Linked DNA regions of Homo sapiens: all the other regions are linked to region 1. A link is a loop called in an ENCODE intact Hi-C map of the cell type or tissue named here. Cell type or tissue: CD14-positive monocyte. All regions are shown on one strand. Each heading gives the region's core, and the rest is flanking DNA. Links, peaks and the distances in the headings are about the cores only.

What was found. Hi-C counts contacts between places; a loop is a spot of excess contacts. Peaks named below come from ENCODE experiments on the same cell type or tissue, not always from the same donor. Only the 100,000 strongest peaks of a DNase experiment are listed, where the experiment ranks them.
Region 2: it touches region 1 in a loop (3-fold over the local background); 80 of 110 quality-filtered maps call a loop at or near these places.
Region 3: it touches region 1 in a loop (4-fold over the local background); 39 of 110 quality-filtered maps call a loop at or near these places.

What each region holds. Positions count from the first base shown.
Region 1 is chr17:21,276,350-21,282,228 of GRCh38, forward strand. No RefSeq gene overlaps it. Among named protein-coding and RNA genes, the nearest start is that of MAP2K3, 5.4 kb to the right of the region's middle. RefSeq lists an enhancer at 3,658-3,737. In CD14-positive monocyte, for the core only: CTCF peaks have their summits at 2,498, 3,831 (motif pointing right) and 4,033; DNase peaks (open chromatin) are centred at 2,352, 3,852 and 5,672; H3K27ac peaks cover 2,427 bases.
Region 2 is chr17:21,117,065-21,122,943 of GRCh38, forward strand. No RefSeq gene overlaps it. Among named protein-coding and RNA genes, the nearest start is that of DHRS7B, 7.0 kb to the right of the region's middle. In CD14-positive monocyte, for the core only: CTCF peaks have their summits at 2,711 and 2,961; a DNase peak (open chromatin) is centred at 2,767; H3K4me3 peaks cover 745 bases.
Region 3 is chr17:21,319,820-21,325,698 of GRCh38, forward strand. No RefSeq gene overlaps it. Among named protein-coding and RNA genes, the nearest start is that of MAP2K3, 38 kb to the left of the region's middle. RefSeq lists enhancers at 2,912-3,585, 3,039-3,088, 3,099-3,208, 3,249-3,378. In CD14-positive monocyte, for the core only: no CTCF peak of the experiment used is centred there; a DNase peak (open chromatin) is centred at 3,312; H3K4me3 peaks cover 1,087 bases.

The DNA.
Region 1 (5,879 bases), core at 880-5,879:
CGCCGCGACACGGCAGCAGCACCTCTTCGGCCCTTTGAGCTCTTCCCTCCTTATTTCTCAGTCTCATGCTACACTGCGATTCTTTTATTTATTTGCTATTTTAGGCAGTATCCGCCGGCTCTCTACCATGGACACTCAGTGAGGATTTGGTTCTCTTAGGTATGAACCCTGTGCTTCACCTCCTGTGAGCTCCAAGACTCATTTCATCAGTTTTGGGATGCATCAGTATTTGGTGTTTACAGTATTATGGTTATGTAAATATTGTTCCCAGCTGAGCTGTGCAGTACATTGTGACAACATTTTCCATTTTGTGTTGTTTGTTTTCCTGGGAATTCATAATAGCCTGTTTTCTTCTTGCATCAAGCTGGACACTCAGTGGATCCTTTCAAATCTGGAGACATGACCTTCGGTTCTGGGAAGCTGGAAGGCACAAGTGCTGTTTTTACAAGCTCTGAACTCATCTTGTTTCTGTCCCCACCTGCCCCCCCACTTCCAGAGGGACCTTGTGACTCCCAGGCTATGTATCTGGGGGGCCTCTGGCCTTGAATGGTTCCCTCGACATGCAGAATTTGGTTGCAGCTTCCTCCACTCTGCCTAGGTGATTACTATTAATTTTCCAGCTTCGAAAATTCTGTAGGCTGGATGCGGTGGCTCGCTTCTGTAATCCCAGCACTTTGGGAGGCTGAATCAGGAAGATCGCTTGAGTCCAGGAATTCAAGACCAGCCTGGGCAACGTGGCAAGACCCTGTCTCTACAGAAGAATTTAAAATTAGTGGGGTGTGGTGGCGCACGCCTGTGGGCCCAGCTACTCTGGAGCTTGAAGCGGGAGGATCACTTGAGTCCAGGAGGTTGAGGCTGCAGTGAGCAAAGATTACGCCACTGCAATCCAGCCTGGGTGCCAGAGAGAGACCCTGTCTCCAAAGGAAAAGTTCTGTAGACTTTTTGTCCTTGCCATTGACTTTCTTTGTCATTGACTTTCTTTATAAGTTTGCGACTTAAACATTTTTCCTTATATTGTCATCTTAGTGGGGTTTGGAGAGGGAAAAGAGAAAAATATCCCTGTTAGTTCCATGTTAGCTAGAAGTCCCTCTCACTCTGAGCATCTACTATGTGCCACAGCCTATTTTAAGCCAGCCCTTATCCCCAGTTTCACATGGCTCTTTCTTGTCACCCAGGCCTGAGCAGAGAAGACACCTCCTCCAGGAAGGTCTCCCTGACTACCCAGTGCTTCTCTGCTACATCACTCAGCTCTACTTTGGTTCATAGCCCTTACGGCTTTTCGAAATTATTTTATAGATTTATGTTCATCCATGCTGAATTTGCCTTATTTCTCAAGCTCCTCTAGAAGGCTTGCCCCATAAAGGCAGGAGGTCTTCACTGCCCCATGAAGGCAGGGACCTTTCTGTCTTGGTTTTCACTGTATCCTCAGTGCCTCCCATAATGTCAGGCAAAACCAGATGCTCAGGAAGCATATGGAACGAATGGATGGGTTTGAGCGTGACACAACTTCAGGATTGCTTAAGAAAATGCTGATAGTGGTAGCCAGGCGCGGTGGCTCACGCCTATAATCCCAGCACTTTGGGAGGCCAAGGTGGGCAGCTCACGAGGTCAGGAGTTCGAGACCAGCCTGACCAACATGGTGAAACCGTGTCTCTACTAAAAACACAAAAATTAGCCGGGTGTGGTGGTGTGCGCCTGTAATCCCAGCTACTCAGGAGGCTGAGGCAGGAGGATCGCTTAAACCCAGGAGGCGGAGGTTGCAGTGAGCTGAGATTGCGCCACTGCACTCCAGCCTAGGTGACAGAGTGAGACTCCGTCTCAAAAAAAAAAAAAAAAAAAAAAAAAAAGCTGATAATGGTCCAAGCTTACTGGGAACGAAAGACCCTGCCATGAAAGGGTGAGACACTCATCGTGGGAGGGACATAAGCCCAGGCTTGGATGGCCGAAAAGGGACAGAAGCATTGATGGGAACGGACAGGGTGACCTCCAAGGCCTGGCTGAGACAACTCATTGGTTCACGGTTACTTGGCTACTTCCTGGCCTAGATTAGAAAACAGCACTTTGAAGGCAGATATGCTGGATGCACCCGTGTTGTGGAGTCAGCCCCATTGGGACGCTTTTGCCTCTCTTCTCCCTGGTTGTGTGATCTCACGGGCAAGTTGCTTCATCTCTGTGTCTGCAGTACTTCTCACCCATCATGGGGCAATAAGAACAGCCCTGTGGTCTTGGCATCTAGATAATGAAGCACAGGATTGAACTAAAAAGGCTGACACACAGTAGGCTGTTACAGTGATGGTCTGGGTTAAAAATCTGGTGTCATCCTTCCTGGTGGTGGAACCTGGGCAAGCGCTTGAAGCCTTGGGCTTCTGTTTCTTCATCTGTAAGATGAAAGTCTAACCACACCCACTTCCCTGGGATGTGTGTCAAGTCACGAGGCCTGGCATGCAACAGGTGCCAGTAAGTGTTGTCCCCTTGACTGCCTCCTGCCTGCTGGGCAGGAAGTGCTAAGTTTGAGAACCCTGGGCAGGGAGACACCATGCTGAGGCTCCTTGGACCCCTGGACTGGTGTTGGGGACAGCCACAGGGTTGTTCGTGCAACCCTGCAGGGAACCGGGCAGGCCAGACTCAACTGCTCTGTTAGAAGCAGAGCTGGTGGCTTTCCAGAAAGCAGTGAAGGGAGCTCAAGGGGAGTTTGTTTTGCTCGGAAGCAGGGTGTTGCAAAACACTTTAGTGGAAGTGTGGGCAGGAAAAGGCAGGGAAAACTATCTCCATCTGACAGAACAGATTTCAAACAATAGCTCTGCCATTACCAGCGGTATTGGATGCTTCTGGGCACCTCTCTGAGCCTCGATTTTCTCATCTCTTTAGTGGAGATGATGATAATACTAGACACCTCGTTGGGACATTGAAAACTTTCCTCCACTCCGCAAGTATTCACTGAGCACCTACTGTGTGCCGGAGACACTGCAGTGACCAAAGCAAAGGCATTGCCCCCGTGCAGCTTGCATCACAGTGAGTCCATAAGATGCTGTGCTTGGAGGGACTAGCACATAGTAGGAGCTGTAAAAATAGGACTTGCTGTTTTGCTAGTGGAGCCAGTCACTTGTGTGAATTCATCTTTTGATATTTGAGAGTGATGATGATTTAAAGAAAGCAGGTGAGCCTCCGTTGAGGTTTCCTTCTCTATATTTCGACTTCAGAACCGGCCCCTGAGTAAAAGATGCTCAGGAACCACATATTGCTGCCTCCAAGCTTCTCAAGTTTTCACTTTTCCACCATCACCAGCATGGCCTGATGCTGTTCTGGGGAGAACCAGTCACAGGCCCTGCTTTCAAGCAGCAGGAGTCGTATGGGAGAGGCAGACAGGGGCGCAGCCACTGACAGGGCGGGTGAGCCATGGTGAGAGGGGCTGGGGCAGGGGCACTGGGCAGAGCAGTGTCAGGCAGGGCCTCCTGTCCCACCTTCAGAATTGGGCCTCGAAGGAGCGGAGGGAATGTGTCAGGTCGGAAGGTAGGGAAGGGCATTCCTGGCTAAGGGAACAGCCTTTGCAAAGAAAGGTTCAAAGAGGAAAGCTTGAATTCAGAGTGGCTGGACTGGGGGATGTCTGGAGAAGTCACCAGGGGTTGGAGTGTTGGAAGTTGCCCGCCTAGGGAGCCAGGGCAGGACTTAGAACTTGGCCAGCCGTGTTTGGGAAGGCTCTGGCTGCAGTGTGGAAGGCCTGGGGGCAGGCAGCACAGAGAAGAGGAGGCTGGATGGCCGTCAAAGCAGTGAGGGCAGTGGATCCTGTGCTCCTGGGCACTCTAGAGCACTGCCGGGCCCTGGTCACCAGAGGGCGCTGTGGGGCAGCAAGCAGTGGAGGCCCCAGCTGGTGGCAAGGCTATGCATAGACCATGTGCACCGCTGTGCCTGTGGGTTGTGTCTGTGGACGTGACCATGTGGTCCCTCCACATGAACGTACACACTTGTGCACCCCCTTGTGTCATGTGTGTGTGCATGTGTATTTGGGGTGTGTGGACTTGCACAGGTGTGAAGGGGCACGTGGGAGTGAGTACGTCCAAGGGGGTGTATATAGGTGAGAACAGGGACTCCTCAGCTCCCACCACCCAGCCACATCGGTCTCCTTGTTACTCGCCTACAAGCCATCCACCTCAGGGCCCTTGCACAACTGTTCCCTCTGCCTGGAATGCTTTTCCCCCGGATCTCTTTGTGGGTCCTTCCGTTAAGTCCTTTGGTCTCTGTTTATGTGGCACCTTCCAGGGAGGCTTTTCCTGACCTCCCTCCTTAAAATTATAGCCCCCATGTCCAGACACACACCCTGTCCCCTCCCCTACTTTCCCCCATAGCATTTGTAATAATTTTTTGTTTTTTGAGACAGGGTCTTGTTGCCCGCCAGGCTGGAGTGCAGTGGTATAACCTTGGCTCACTGCAGCCTTGACCTCCTGGGTTCAAGTGATCCTCCCACCTCAGCCTCCTGAGCAGCATGCCACCATACCCAGCCAACTTTTTTTTTTTTTTTTTTTTGTAGAGACGAGGTTTTGCCATGTTGCCCAGGCTGGTCTCAAACTGCTGGGCTCAAACGATCCACCTGCCTCGGCCTCCCAAACTGCTGGGACTATAAGTGTGAGCCACCATGCCTGGCCTGACATAATTTGACTTAGGCATTTTGCTTGTCTGGCTCACACACCAGGTCATACCTCCCCAGGGAGTTGTGTCCATCTTGTTCAATGTTGTGTTCTCAGTGCCAGTCACACAGTAAGTGCTCAATGAATATCTGTTGAATGAATGAAGGAGCTGCCCACATCCTGGGTTTGGGTCAGCCTCTCTCTTTTTTTTCCCCCATCATCAGTATTTATTGAGCATTTACAGTGTACTAGGCACAATAGAACATACAGAAAACATTTCCCTGCCCTTGAGGAGCTTACATTTTAAAAGAAAAAATACACCTCTTTTAAAATGGCATTTTTGTTTGGTGTTTTCTGCAAAGTACCGAGGAAATATTTTGTAAAGTGATGCTTTGGGTATAACTTAGCCCCATCATTATTTAAAGAATAGAGGAAGAAGAAAGAGGAAGGATTTTAAAGGCAGACAATGACAGACCATTCAGGATAGGTAGGGTTTTAAAGGGAGATAAACACAATCTCATCGACTAAGGAGAGATTTGCTGTAGTAAATAGGATGAGGGAAATAGTCTGTGGGATGCAAGCAAAGGAAGCAGGGTGCCTTAGACATTGATTGGAGCCAGAAAGATCATGCGGCCTTTTTCCAAGTACATGGCCACCAAGTAGGAATGGTTGGTGACAAGACAGAAGGCTAAAAAAGGAAGGTAATCTTGTGCACCTGACAAATAGAAAGAATAAAGGATCAAAATCGAAGGCAGGCTACAATAGTATCAAGAAATTCTTAAAAACCAAAAAGTGATTTGGAAGCACAAAACTTATAGTTAATGCTATTGAGTCAGCCTCTCTTTACAGCCTTCTGTCACCCCAGGTCCTGCCCACCTCAGATCATGCTTGCATCCTGACTTTGGCCACAATCCTTCCCATCCAGAGACTCAGTTTCCTGCATCCACAGAGAGCAGGTTTGGGACTTTTCTCCTAGGAATCAAGGTAAGAGGCAGCCTCTTGTGACCCATGTCAAACATTTATTCTGCTTTCTGCATGGTCATGGAGTTCCCCAATCTGACTGTGCCACTTACAGACAGAAAGAAATCAAGAGATGTCACTATAGCAAGCCAGCAAGAGACCTTTGTCTCTGATGGTTCTTGATGGTACTTCTTGAGCTCCAGTGGTGCAGCTGTGCATCCCAGTCTGGCCCTCACCTGGTCCTCATGTGTGGCCCTTTTTACATCTCCAACCCATTGCCTCTGCTGTTCCTTTCCA
Region 2 (5,879 bases), core at 519-5,518, 160 kb before region 1:
CGGGAAAGGGACAGTGAAGGTCAGTCACTTGCCTCGGGAACATCAATACAGATGCCTGCTGGGAAACGGAGAGAATGGGGCTGGAAGGGCCAGGACAAGATGACTCCTGGGAGACACGTCCAGGCCCCACCGCCTGCTGGAGGAGGGACGCTGGTAGGAGTGGGCCAGGCAGTGGTCCCCACTTCGTATTCAAAAAGGCCCTAGAGTTTAGGCTTTGGACCTTACTGCTGTATGAGGCCGCAGCGTCAGAGAAGACAGTGATGAGAAAAACGTCACTTGCACTCCCTCCAGCATCACTGCACAGCTTCTGAGGCACTACCAATTAGTAGATTTTTCCATGAATTGTGAAACTGTCTTATAAAAATCACAAATGCATGACATCTTATATTTGCATGTTAAAATCGTTTTATTAAATTGACTGCTTTAAAAATATTTCATAATTATCATAATCTCATTTTGGCTCTTTCTTCCCCCCTTTCATTTATTAAATGTGTTCACCAAAAAGTGGAAGCTCTGAAGTTGAATATACATGAGAAAAGCAAATAAAACTGTCTCTCATCAAGCCAGGATGAAGATGTGGTAACCTGTTAAACTGACAGGCTGATTCGAACAAAACCCAGACAGCTCCTGGTGAGCATGAAATAGAATTGGTTTCTTATTTGGGATGCCAAGGTGGGTGGATTACCTGAGGTAAGGAGTTCGAGACCAGCCCAGCCAACATGGTGAAACCCCATCTCTAGTAAACATAGAAAAATTAGCAGAGCATGGTGGCATATGCCTGTAATCCCAGCTACTCAGGAGGCTGAGGCAGGAGAATCACTTGAATCTTGAACTCAGGAGGCAGAAGTTGCAGTGAGCTGAGATCATGCCACTGCACCCCAGCCTGGGCAACAGAGGAAGACCTGGTTCCTTAGGAGGGAGGTCTCCTACACATTCTGCACAATCTCTGAGGGAAGATGTGTGTGTGTGTGTGTGTGTGTGTGTGTGTGTGTGTGTGTGTGTGTATGTGTGTGTGTCAGTGGGGAGGCGGGTTCATGGGACTCCACTGTCAGAGAATTTCCTCCCTGGACTAGAACCGAGCCAGCCATGTCATTGTACTGCAGAGCTGCACCCACTAACCCCACTCCTGTCTGGGAAATCCAGACAGTGTAACTGTTTGCAAGGGTGCTCTGGAGCCAGACTCTCCAGGTTCAATGCCAGTGTCTGAGGTTTTTTCCCATTTGACATCAGCTCATAGTCTGACACAGAGATGTCTTCAACAGGAGTAGAACTATTTAGTAGAAATAATTGAGTGCAGAAGGGCTGTTTTTTTAAGGTAAATGTGGCTTCTCTGCGACCCATATGCATGGTGGAAATGCTCTACATCTGTAACGAACATTGGACATTTGCTGTATTGGTCACTGTGTTGAACACCTGAAATGTGGCTAGTGGGACTGAAGAACTGAATTTTAAACTTTACTGAATTTAAACATAAACAGCCACATGTACCTAGTAGCCACCACATGGGACAGCAATGGTCTAGCTCCCAAGTGCCAACAGCTTCCTGTGGAAAAATCAATTTTATTAAAATATGTGTCCTACCCTGCACTCAGCCTTTCTGGATGTCCCTCTTCAATATAATATCTGATTAAGGATTTGAAGAAAATACAGTATAGATATTGTTTGTAGAATAGACGTAAGACCCTAAAATACAGTTTTATACAAAATTTGATAAATCCTGGCCGGGCGCAATGGCTCCTGCTTGTAATCCTAGCTCTTTGGGAGGCCAAGGCAGGCGGATCGCTTGAGGTCAGGAGTTGGAAACCAGCCTTGCCAACATGGTGAAACCCCGTCTCTACTAAAAATACAAAACAATTAGACAGGCCTGTTGGTGGGCCCCTGTAATCCCAGCTACTCGGGAGGCTGAGTTAGAAAAACCACTTGAACCCGGGAGGCGGAGCTTGCCGTGAGCCGAGATTGCGCCACTGCACTCCAGCCTGGGTGACAGAGCATGATGATTCCGTCTCAAAAAATAAATAAATAAAAATTATAAATCCTTTCTCTAAGAGAAGAAATATGGCTTTCTTATTTCTTTTTCTTTTCTTTCCTTTTTTTTTTCTTTCTCTTCTTTTTCTGAGACAGGGCCTTGCCCTGTCACCCAGGCTGGAGTGCAGTGGCGTGATCTCGACTCACTGCAACCTCTGCCTCCCTGCTTGGAACGATTCTCCTACCTTAGTTTCCCGAGTTGCTGGGACCACAGGCACGTGCCACCACGCCTGGCTAATTTTCGTAGTTTTAGTAGAGACGGGGTTTCACCATGTTGCTCAGGCTGGTCTTGAACTCCTGGGCTCAAGCGATCCGCCTGTCGCCTGCCTCGGCTTCCCAAAGTGTTGGGATTACAGGCTGAGCCACCACGCCCGGTCTGGGCTTTCTTATCTCTGAGAGTCACAATTTCTGTGAGGCAGCCACCAACACTAGCTTTTAAGTTTCAGGGAGTTGCAGTGAAACTTTCTTTCCTGCCAGGAAGCTGACATTTTCCAGAAACCGCAAATAACAGAACATTTTGTCTCTGTGTCAGCTTCATGCACCCTAGTCTTAAACCAACAATGTTCTTAAAAATGCATTGTTTTTCTTCTCTTATCGCTTCTCGGTTGTTCTAATAATTTGATAGCTTCAGTACACCATTAATGTTCACCTTACACCTCCCGGAGGAGGAGATGGCGTGATACTCGCAAACACGGGACTACAAACTATTGATTCCATTCCGCGTGCTTCAGGAAGGTGGCGCTGTTTCCGTGCAGCTCATCAGGTACCTCAGAAAAAGAAATTTGGTGGAGACGTTTCCGCAGCCTCCAAGCAGCATCATTCAAAGGACAGGTCAGCAGGAAACAGATTTTATTTTAAAATTCCCAGCAGCGGGAGGGACGGGGGGGGGGCGGGGGAGGGACTTGTTAGAGTTCCTGTCGCTAAAGGAAATTCTTCCTAGAGCTATACTAAACTTAGTTATTACTGAGACAGTTTTTTCTGGCTTCATCAGAGGAAAAATATAGTTATGCATCCCAGTATTTTTGCAACAATTCCACCACCAACAGCAATAAAAACGGCTGCAATTTATTGAGTACTATCTTCTGTGGCACTTTACAAGTGTTATCATCTTTGGCTTCACAATTTCTTTACTATCTTAAGGATGAGAGGCTAAGGTTTTGGGGTGTTAAGAAATTCAACATCTGTCTAGCTGTTCTATTAGGTGTGTAGTGATACCTCCCCATGGTCTTGATTTGTATTTCCCTAATGGCTAGTAATGTTGATCATCTTTCTATGTGCTTATTTGCCGGTTGTATATTCTCTTCAATGAAGTGTTTCTTCATGTTCATGTCTTTGTCCATTTTTTAAATTGAATTGCTCAATTTTTTCACGTTGAGTTTTGAGAGGTTTTTTTTAATTTAAAAAAATAGAAACAGGATCTCACTATGTTGCCCAGGCTGGTCTCAAACTCCTGGGCTCAAGCAATTCTCCCACCTTGGCCTCCCAAAGTGTTAGCATTACAAGTGTGAGCCACTCAGTGCCTGGCTGAGAATTCTTTGTATATTCTAGATATGAGTCCTTTTTCAGATATATAGTTTGCATATATATTCTTCCAGTGTGTAGTTTGCCTTTTGATTCCATTAACAGTCTTTTGCAGAGCAAAACATTTTTAATTTTGATCAAGTCCACTTTATGAATTTTTTTCTTTTATGAATCATACTTTCAGTGTCATTTTGAAGAAATCTCTACCAACTAGGTGGAGAACTAGGGTTCCCCCACATTTTCTCCTGTACTATCTTCTAAAATTTTTATGCTTTATGTTTAAATCTATTATTCATTTTGAGTTAATTTTCATAAATGGTGTGAGGTTTAGGTCAAGTTTCTTTATTTTTATTTTTAAATTTTTGCCTATTAACATTCAATTGCTCCAGCACCATTTATTGAAAAAGCCTATCATCTCATTGAATTGTTTTGAATCTTTCTTAAAAAATCAGATGGACATACTTGTGTGGGGCTATTTCTGGGTCCTCTATTTTTTCCCATTGACCTATGTATTCATCCTTCGATAATACCAAACAATCTTGAGCTATGTAATTAGATTTGAAGCTGGGTGCGGTTGCTCTCGTCTGTAATCCCAGAACTTTGGGAGCCCACAGTGGGAGGATTGCTTGAGCCCAGGAGTTCGAGACCAGCCTGGTCAACATAGCAAGACCCTGTCTCTACAAAACATACAGAAAAAGTTAGCCATGCGGGGTGACATGCACCTGTAGTCCCAGCTACCTGGGAGGCTGAAGTGGGAGGGTCACCTGAGCCTGGGAGGTTGATGCTGCAATGAGCTGTGTTTGCACCACTGCACTCCAGCCTGGACAGCAAAGTAAGACCCTGTCTCAAAAAAATAATAATAAAAATTGAAATCAGGTAGTTCCATTTTATTATTGTTTTCCAAAATTGTTTTAGCTATTTATTCTATTTATTCTAGTTCCTTTGCCTTTCCACATACATTAAAAAAAAAAATCTTTTCTACATCTTCAAAAAATTTTGCTGGCATTTTGATAGGAATTTTGTTAAACCTGTATATCAATTAAAGGAGTATTGACATCATTACTACGTTGAGTCTTCAGTCCATGAGCTTGAAATGTCTCTTTCTTTAGATCTTTAATTTCCTTTCTTTTTTGAGACAGGGTCTCACTCTGTCGCCCAGGCTAGAGTGCAGTGGTGTGATTTTGGCTCACTACAACCTTTGCCTCCCAGACTCAAGTGATCCTCCCACGTCAGCCTCCCAAGTAGCTGGGACTACAGGCTACCATGCCCAGTTAATTTTTTGTATTTTTTTTTTTGTAGAGATGGGGTCTTGCCCAGGCTGTGTTGAACTCCTGGACTCAAGCCATCTGTCTGCCTCGGCCTCCCAAAGTACTAGGATTGTAGGCATGAGCCACTGTGCCCAGCTGATCTTTGATTTCTTACAACAATCTTTTGTAGCTTTTAGCTTATAACTCCTGTACATGTTTTGTTAAACTTACACCTAAGTATTTTGATTTTTTGAGTGATTATAAATTGTACTGCATTTAAATTTTTGGTTTTCATGTTTGTTGCTAGTATATGGAAATACAATTGATTTTTCTTTTTTTAAAAAAAAATTTTTTTGAGACAGGGTCTCACTTTGTCACCCAGGCTGGAGTGCAGTGGTGCAATCATAGCTCACTGCAGCCTCAAACTCCTGTGCTCAAGTGATCCTCCCACCTCAGCCTCCCAGGTAGCTGGGACTACAGGCACATGTCACCAAGCCCCACTAATTTTTTTAAAAAATTTATTCGTAGAGATGGGGGTCTCACTATGTTGCCGAGGCTGGTTTTGAACTCCTGGGTTTAAGGGATCCTTCCATCTTGGCCTCCCGAAGTGCTGCAGTTACAGGTGTGTGCCCCCTTGTTCGGCTGTGTTGGCATCTGTTCATTGTGTTTTCTTTTCTTTTCTTTCTTTTTTTTTTTTTGAGATGAAGTTTTGCTCTTGTTGCCCCAGCTGGAGTGCAATGGCGTGATCTCGGCTCACCACAACCTCTGCCTCCCGGTTTCAAGTGATTCTCCTGCCTTAGCCTCCGAGTAGCTGGGATTATAGGCATGTGCCACCATGCCCGGCTAATTTTTGTATTTTTAACAGAGACGGGGTTTCACCATGTTGGTCAGGCTGGTCTTGAACTCCTGACCTCAGGTGATCCACCCACCTTGGCCTCCCAAAGTGCTGGGATTACAGGCGCGAGCCACCACGCCCAGCTGTTGATTGTGTTTTCTCATTGAAGTTTAGATTTTCCCATTTCTTGGTATAATGAGTGCTTTTTGGTGGAAACCTGGACTTTGGGGTGTCATAAGACTCTGGATCTC
Region 3 (5,879 bases), core at 258-5,257, 43 kb after region 1:
AAGCCCAGAAACCCAGGCGTCCTGCCCCTAGTCCCTACCCCCAGCTGAGGCTCTGCCCAGCCCCAGTGAGCCACCTGCCAAGCCAGGTTTAGCTGCAGCCACCCCCTCTGTCCTCGCAGAAGCCGTGGGCTGCTCTATTCCTGTTCTGGGCCAGCCTTATTGGGGACTTGAGTTGGGGAGGCCTGGCGAGGCAGCAGCAGCTGCAAGCTCTGGTTGGGGATGGGGGAGTTGCTCTGTGAACTAGCCTAGGAAATTCTTTCCTTGTCTGCCTCCCAAACCCTCCATGGCTCCCTATTCCCACAACATCCAAGGAAAAGGAGGCACAGCATGAACTTGACAGCAGGGCCTTATCTGGGTTGTTCTCCACAGGGTTTGGCCCATGGCACGTGTTATCTGAGCACCTTCTATGTGCCACGTTGTGTTCTAGAACCAGAGCTGTACCAGGGCTCAGACAGACCTGGACCTGCTCAGCCAGGGTGTCAGGCAGGGAGGAGGCACCCACCTTCGCGGAAAGCTGTGCTCCCCCCATTCTTCCAGCATCACCCCATGATCACTCCCTAAGGAGAAGCAGTGAACTCTAAGTTAATTAGCAAAGTCATTTAAACTAGTTAAGCTTAATTACCATTAAATGATTACATTTAATTAATTAATTTTTTTACATTTGAATTTAAAAGCCCCTGGGGCAGGCAGGGATTTTCTGCCACCCAAGAGACCAAGGGGTTGAAGGACAGATGGCACGGGCCCTGCAGGCCATGGCAGAGAGGCTGAACTTCATATTCAGGGCAAAAGTCACTGGAGGGCTGTGAGCCGGGGAGAGATGTCATCTGATTGCATTAAGAACAACAGCAGCGCAAGATCACACCTGTTTGCCCTCAGAGCCCTACTCCGTGCCTCTTCAGCCCCCACTGTCCCCAGCCCTTGGGTCAGACAACCTTGAATTTGACACTTTCACCCCAGGTTGTATGACCTTGAAGATGTCACTGCACCTCTCAGAGACTCAGTTTCCTCATCTGCAAATTGGGGCAGGATCTGGCAGGATTGCAGGTGGTTTCAACAGAACCCTGCAGCATGGAACAGGCTGGCACACAGTAGGTACTCCATGAATAATGCTGTCCCCCTGGTCCCTGCCTCCACTGCCTCCTCTTGGGCCAAACCCAAGTTTATTCTGCTTCCTATAGTTGCCTTCAACTACAATCTGTCCCCGTGGGGTCCCTCAGGATGCACATCCATGGCAGAGCTGGGCTTGCCCTTAAACCTTGGGCTAGGAGGCTGGAGGCATCTGTCCTGGGACTCTGAGATTTCACAGGCTGTGCTTGTAAGTGGGCACAGACCTGCCGTCTTGGAGTCCTGGAGCCCTGATTGGAGCTAGGGCAGAGCCTGGCCAGGTACCCAGACCCCCTCCTGGGGCCCACTTGGTCCCTTCTGTCTGTGGATGACTTTCAGCGAGTCACCACGTCCCTCACGGTTTGGTTGCTGTGAAGTGGAGCGGAGGGGTCAAGGTTGCTTGCGTGAGTGCAAAGCCAGCCAGCTGAGGCTGGTGTTCCTCAGGAGCATCCATCCAGCCGAGAGAGGAGACTTGGAAGTGTATATCCTGCGCCATCTCCAAGGGATGGAGCTCCAGTTGCACCCAGCGGTAGCTCTGTTGATGACATGGCCTTGGTTGGCTCTTCCCTGTCTCACTTCTCCACTTCCCTATGGGTATTTCCTAGGATTTACTTGAGTCCAAAGCTTCTCAGTGTCTGAGAGTGTACTGGGAGAACCCAAGGAGACAGCGCCTCTGAGAATCATGGTGGGGAGAACAGGACCTGATGACGAAGTGCTCGGCAAATGACGCCTGATGTTACAGGGATCCTTGCTGACCCACTGGACCACGCCCTCCACACCAGCGCTGGTGGTTCCCCACAGTCTGAGGTCTACTTCCCCCAGCTTCTCTCGCACCTTTAGACTTCTCTGTGGCACTGCTTTCTCCTCTCCTCACCATCTCAGCTCCTCCCTCCTGTTAGCTGTGTGGCCCTGGGCAAGTCACTGCCCCTCTCTGATTCTCCACGTTCTCAGTCCCGTGGCGGGGACCTGACACCCTCTCTGGGCAAATGCCAGCATGCTTTGCTAAGCAGTCCTATCCCAGGTCTTGTGGTGTCTGCCAGAAATCTCCGGGAGGCAGAGGATGAAGGCCTGGGCGTTAGTGTGCCTGGTTGGAGGTCCTGGGGACGAAGGCTGCTGGGGTGGGGGTATTGCACTCCTGGTTGAAGGTCCTGGGGAAGTGTTTGTGGGGCTGTCACTCATTCATCTTGTTAGGCCAAGGTGTGAGGAGGTGGGCCGAGGTGGGTGGGGGAGGTTGACGTTGTGGAAATCACTGAGGGCCTGGAAAGCTGCTGCGAAGAGTCCGGGACTCCTGGGCATAGAGTAATGTTGGTGCCTTGACCAGAGCCTACAGACCTCCTTACTGGGACAAGCCAGCTCCCCGCCTGCTCTGTGCTGTGCTGCTAACCCTTGCATCTCAAACCTGCTTCAGGGAAGTATGCAGCAGAAAAGCCTAGCCCCTTGCCTTAAGGCAGGACAAACTCAGAGGCATAATTTGTGCTGCAGAGCTCCCTTGGGCTCAGGCCACGGCAGGGATGGAAATTGAAGAAACCCTTGCTTGTCTTCTCCTTCTTTTTCCCTGGCTCCCTCGCTGGTTTCAGCTGGAAGAAACTCCCTAGGGAAACATTTGCACCTGAATCCTGCTCTCAGGCTCGGCTTCTGGGAGAACCTGACATGAGACAACCTGCTGGCCCTGGGCACCACAGGCGTGTTTTAATAGAATGAGTTTATTGGTTAGAATGCAGGCTCGGTTACTTATTAAAAAACAAAACCGGCCGGGCGCAGTGTTTCATGCCTGTAATCCCAGCACTTTGGGAGGCTGAGGTGAGCGGATCACTTGAGGTCAGGAGTTCGAGACCAGCCTGGCCAACATGACGAAACCCCGTCTCTACTAAAAAATGCAAAAATTAGCCAAGCGTGGTGGCCGGCGCCTGTAATCCCAGCTACTCGGGAGGCTGAGGCAGGGAGAACTGCTTGAACCCGGAGGCGGAGGTTGCAGTGAGCCCAGATCGCGCCACTGCACTCCAGCCTGGGCGACCCAGCAAGACTCCGTCTCGAAAAACACACAAACAAACAAACAAACACCAAAACCCAAGTTAATGATGGTTTAAACAAGGTAGACGATTATTCGCTCCTGTAGCAGTCAGTGGTTCACGGTGGCGACGGCGGACTGAGTTCTATCCCTTTTCTGCCCTGCCGGGTGTGGGTTCATCCACTTCCTCGCGCCGCTCGCACCCCATTGGCAGTATTGGGTCACATGGCCAGCCGTGGCCGCAAAGGACGTTGGGAAATGTAGTCTTCATAAGGGAGCCAGTCGCTCCCGGGACAGTGGGGTCCACGGCTGCGGGAGGGGAATAGAGGTGGGGACTGTCATTCCCTCTGCAGGGAGGGAGCACAAACTTTAAAGCGGGGACAAGATTCTTTTAGAAAGAATGGTCTTCGTGTAAGAAAATATGCAGAGGATTCTGTGTCTGTGGAAAGGGAGCTCTTGCCGGGGATGCGGGAAGATGTTTCTGGAGGTGCCCGGCCCAGGGCGTCCTGGGGCAAGGAGTGGCCAGGCAGGTCCTATGAGGACCCTCCTAGGGAAATCCGACCTTCTTCCATCTTCAGGGAAAGTGGACACAGGCAGCAGCCTGGGAGGGGCGTCGGAGGTGGGGAAAAGGAGCGGGTGTAAACGGAGCCCTCCAGGCGGGCAGGGACAAGTAGAAAACGACAAAGCTAGGTCGCGAGTGTAACGACACGGAACATGGCAGCAGTGGGGTGAGGGACCCTAGGCCTCCTGGGAACTTCCAGGGCAGTTTGAGAAAGCCAGGTTCCCCCAGGAGGGGTTGGGGCGTTTCCATTTTAAATATTAGCGGGGTGTCCCGGGAGGCTGATAACTGGCTTCCGTCCATTTCCCACACGTGTTTGCAAAACGAATGTGTCAGATGTGCAGATGCGCATCCCTGGCGCCCCAGCATAGTCTGCGGCCTTCTGCCCCGTGGTTACCGTTTTCCGTGGCTTCCCCGAGACACTCCTTGCCCTGGACGCAGCCTCTGACTCCAGCTTCCACTCCAGTAAATAGCCCCGACGTGGACACCTTGCGCAGGCAGCTTTGCTGGCATTTCAGATTTGAGATGATTTCCTCGGGCATGATTCCCAGAAGAGAAGTCGGGTAGGGGAAGTGCATTTGCCTGTAAGGGCCGTGGTTGATACAGCCAAATGTCTGCCTGGTCCAGTGGTGCCAATGTACCCGACCACCTGCAGAGCACAGGCAAAACCTTCCTCGGGGAAGGGTGGGATAGTTTGGTTTCATCTCTTTCCCAGATTTTTAAAGTACTATTGAAGATACTAAGCAATTTAAAAAGTAATTTTACCTATAATCCCGTCTGCTAGCATGTTGATTTATTCCTTCTAGCCTTTTTTCTAAATATAAATTTTTTATTGTGTGAAAATTTACATACACGAGCCTTTTATTATGAAAAGTTAAGACATACACAGAAACAGAGAGTCACATAAGGAACCTTCAGGAAGCCAGCACCAGCTGCAGCAGTGATGCCCACACACAGTCCTGTCTCATCTCTACCCTCAGCTACTTCCCCTCCCAAATTATCTAAACATTCATTCCATTCATCCCAGACACAGTATAATTTAATTCACAAATATTTCAGAGCATAGCTCTGGATGATTAGGATCTTAAAAAATGACAATAACAGTCTTTAGTATTTGCACAAGTAACAACCATCCCTTAATATCAGCAACCATTCAGTCTCTGTTCAGATTTCCAAATGTCTCATGAATAATAGAATTAACAAAAGAATGGTTTGATTTGGTATCTGAATAAGACCCCGCGTCTCCACTGGCTGATGGATTGCCTTGGTGTCTTTCATTTAGTGGTTGCCCCTCCCTGTTTTCTTCCTCATAATTTATTTGTTGAAGAAACTGGGTTGTTAGATTGTAGAGTTTCCCGTAGTCTGTATTTCCGGTAAATCGGTAGCTGGTCTAGTGACTTGACCAGATCAGGTTGGACTTTTTTTTTTTTTTTTTTGGCAAGAACACTTGGTGCAGAGTTCTCTGCTCTTCTGTTGGGAGGCAGTGTTCTGTCTTCTCTTTGTGGTATTAGCAGCTGCTGATGCTCAGTGCCTGGACTCATTAATTTATTAGTGGTTGCAAATAAATTTAAAACAAATTAGTGGTTGCATAACGGTGATATTCTGTCATTCCTTCATGTATTCGCTGAAATGTTTCTATAGAGAGAAACTGACCCTCAACAAAACTTCTGCTATTTGGCTACCTGGTGGTACAGTTTATAAAGTGATATATGCTTGATCTGGTTCCTCTAACAGTTTTCTAAATTAAATTGTTCTTCCAACGATGATCAAGTAGGGATAAAAAAATAAGTACAAACTTGTGAATTCAAAGACATTTTCTGTGTTTTAATTGACTGCATTAATTGCCCTTATTGAAGTTCAAATTGTCCCATCTTTCAAGCTGGCTCTTGAGTACTTTGGACATGACCCCATTGGTCTTTGAGAATGTACTTGCTCTCTGGTTTGGCAAGATGCTGCAGGTTTATTGTGTGCATTTACTGCTCTAGACCTGGAGTCAGCCATTTCTCCCAGGAGCCCTAGTTCCTTTTAGTGAGAAGTGCCTCCACAACCTTTGTCAAAATAGCATGTAAAACAAAATATAAAAAAAGGAAAATAGAATTAAAAAAAAAACACAACTTGGGTACCAGGGGTGCACAGTACTGCTGTGGTCAGTACTTCCTCCTCCTCCTCTTCCTCTTCCTCTTCTTCTTTTTTGAGACAGTCTCCCTC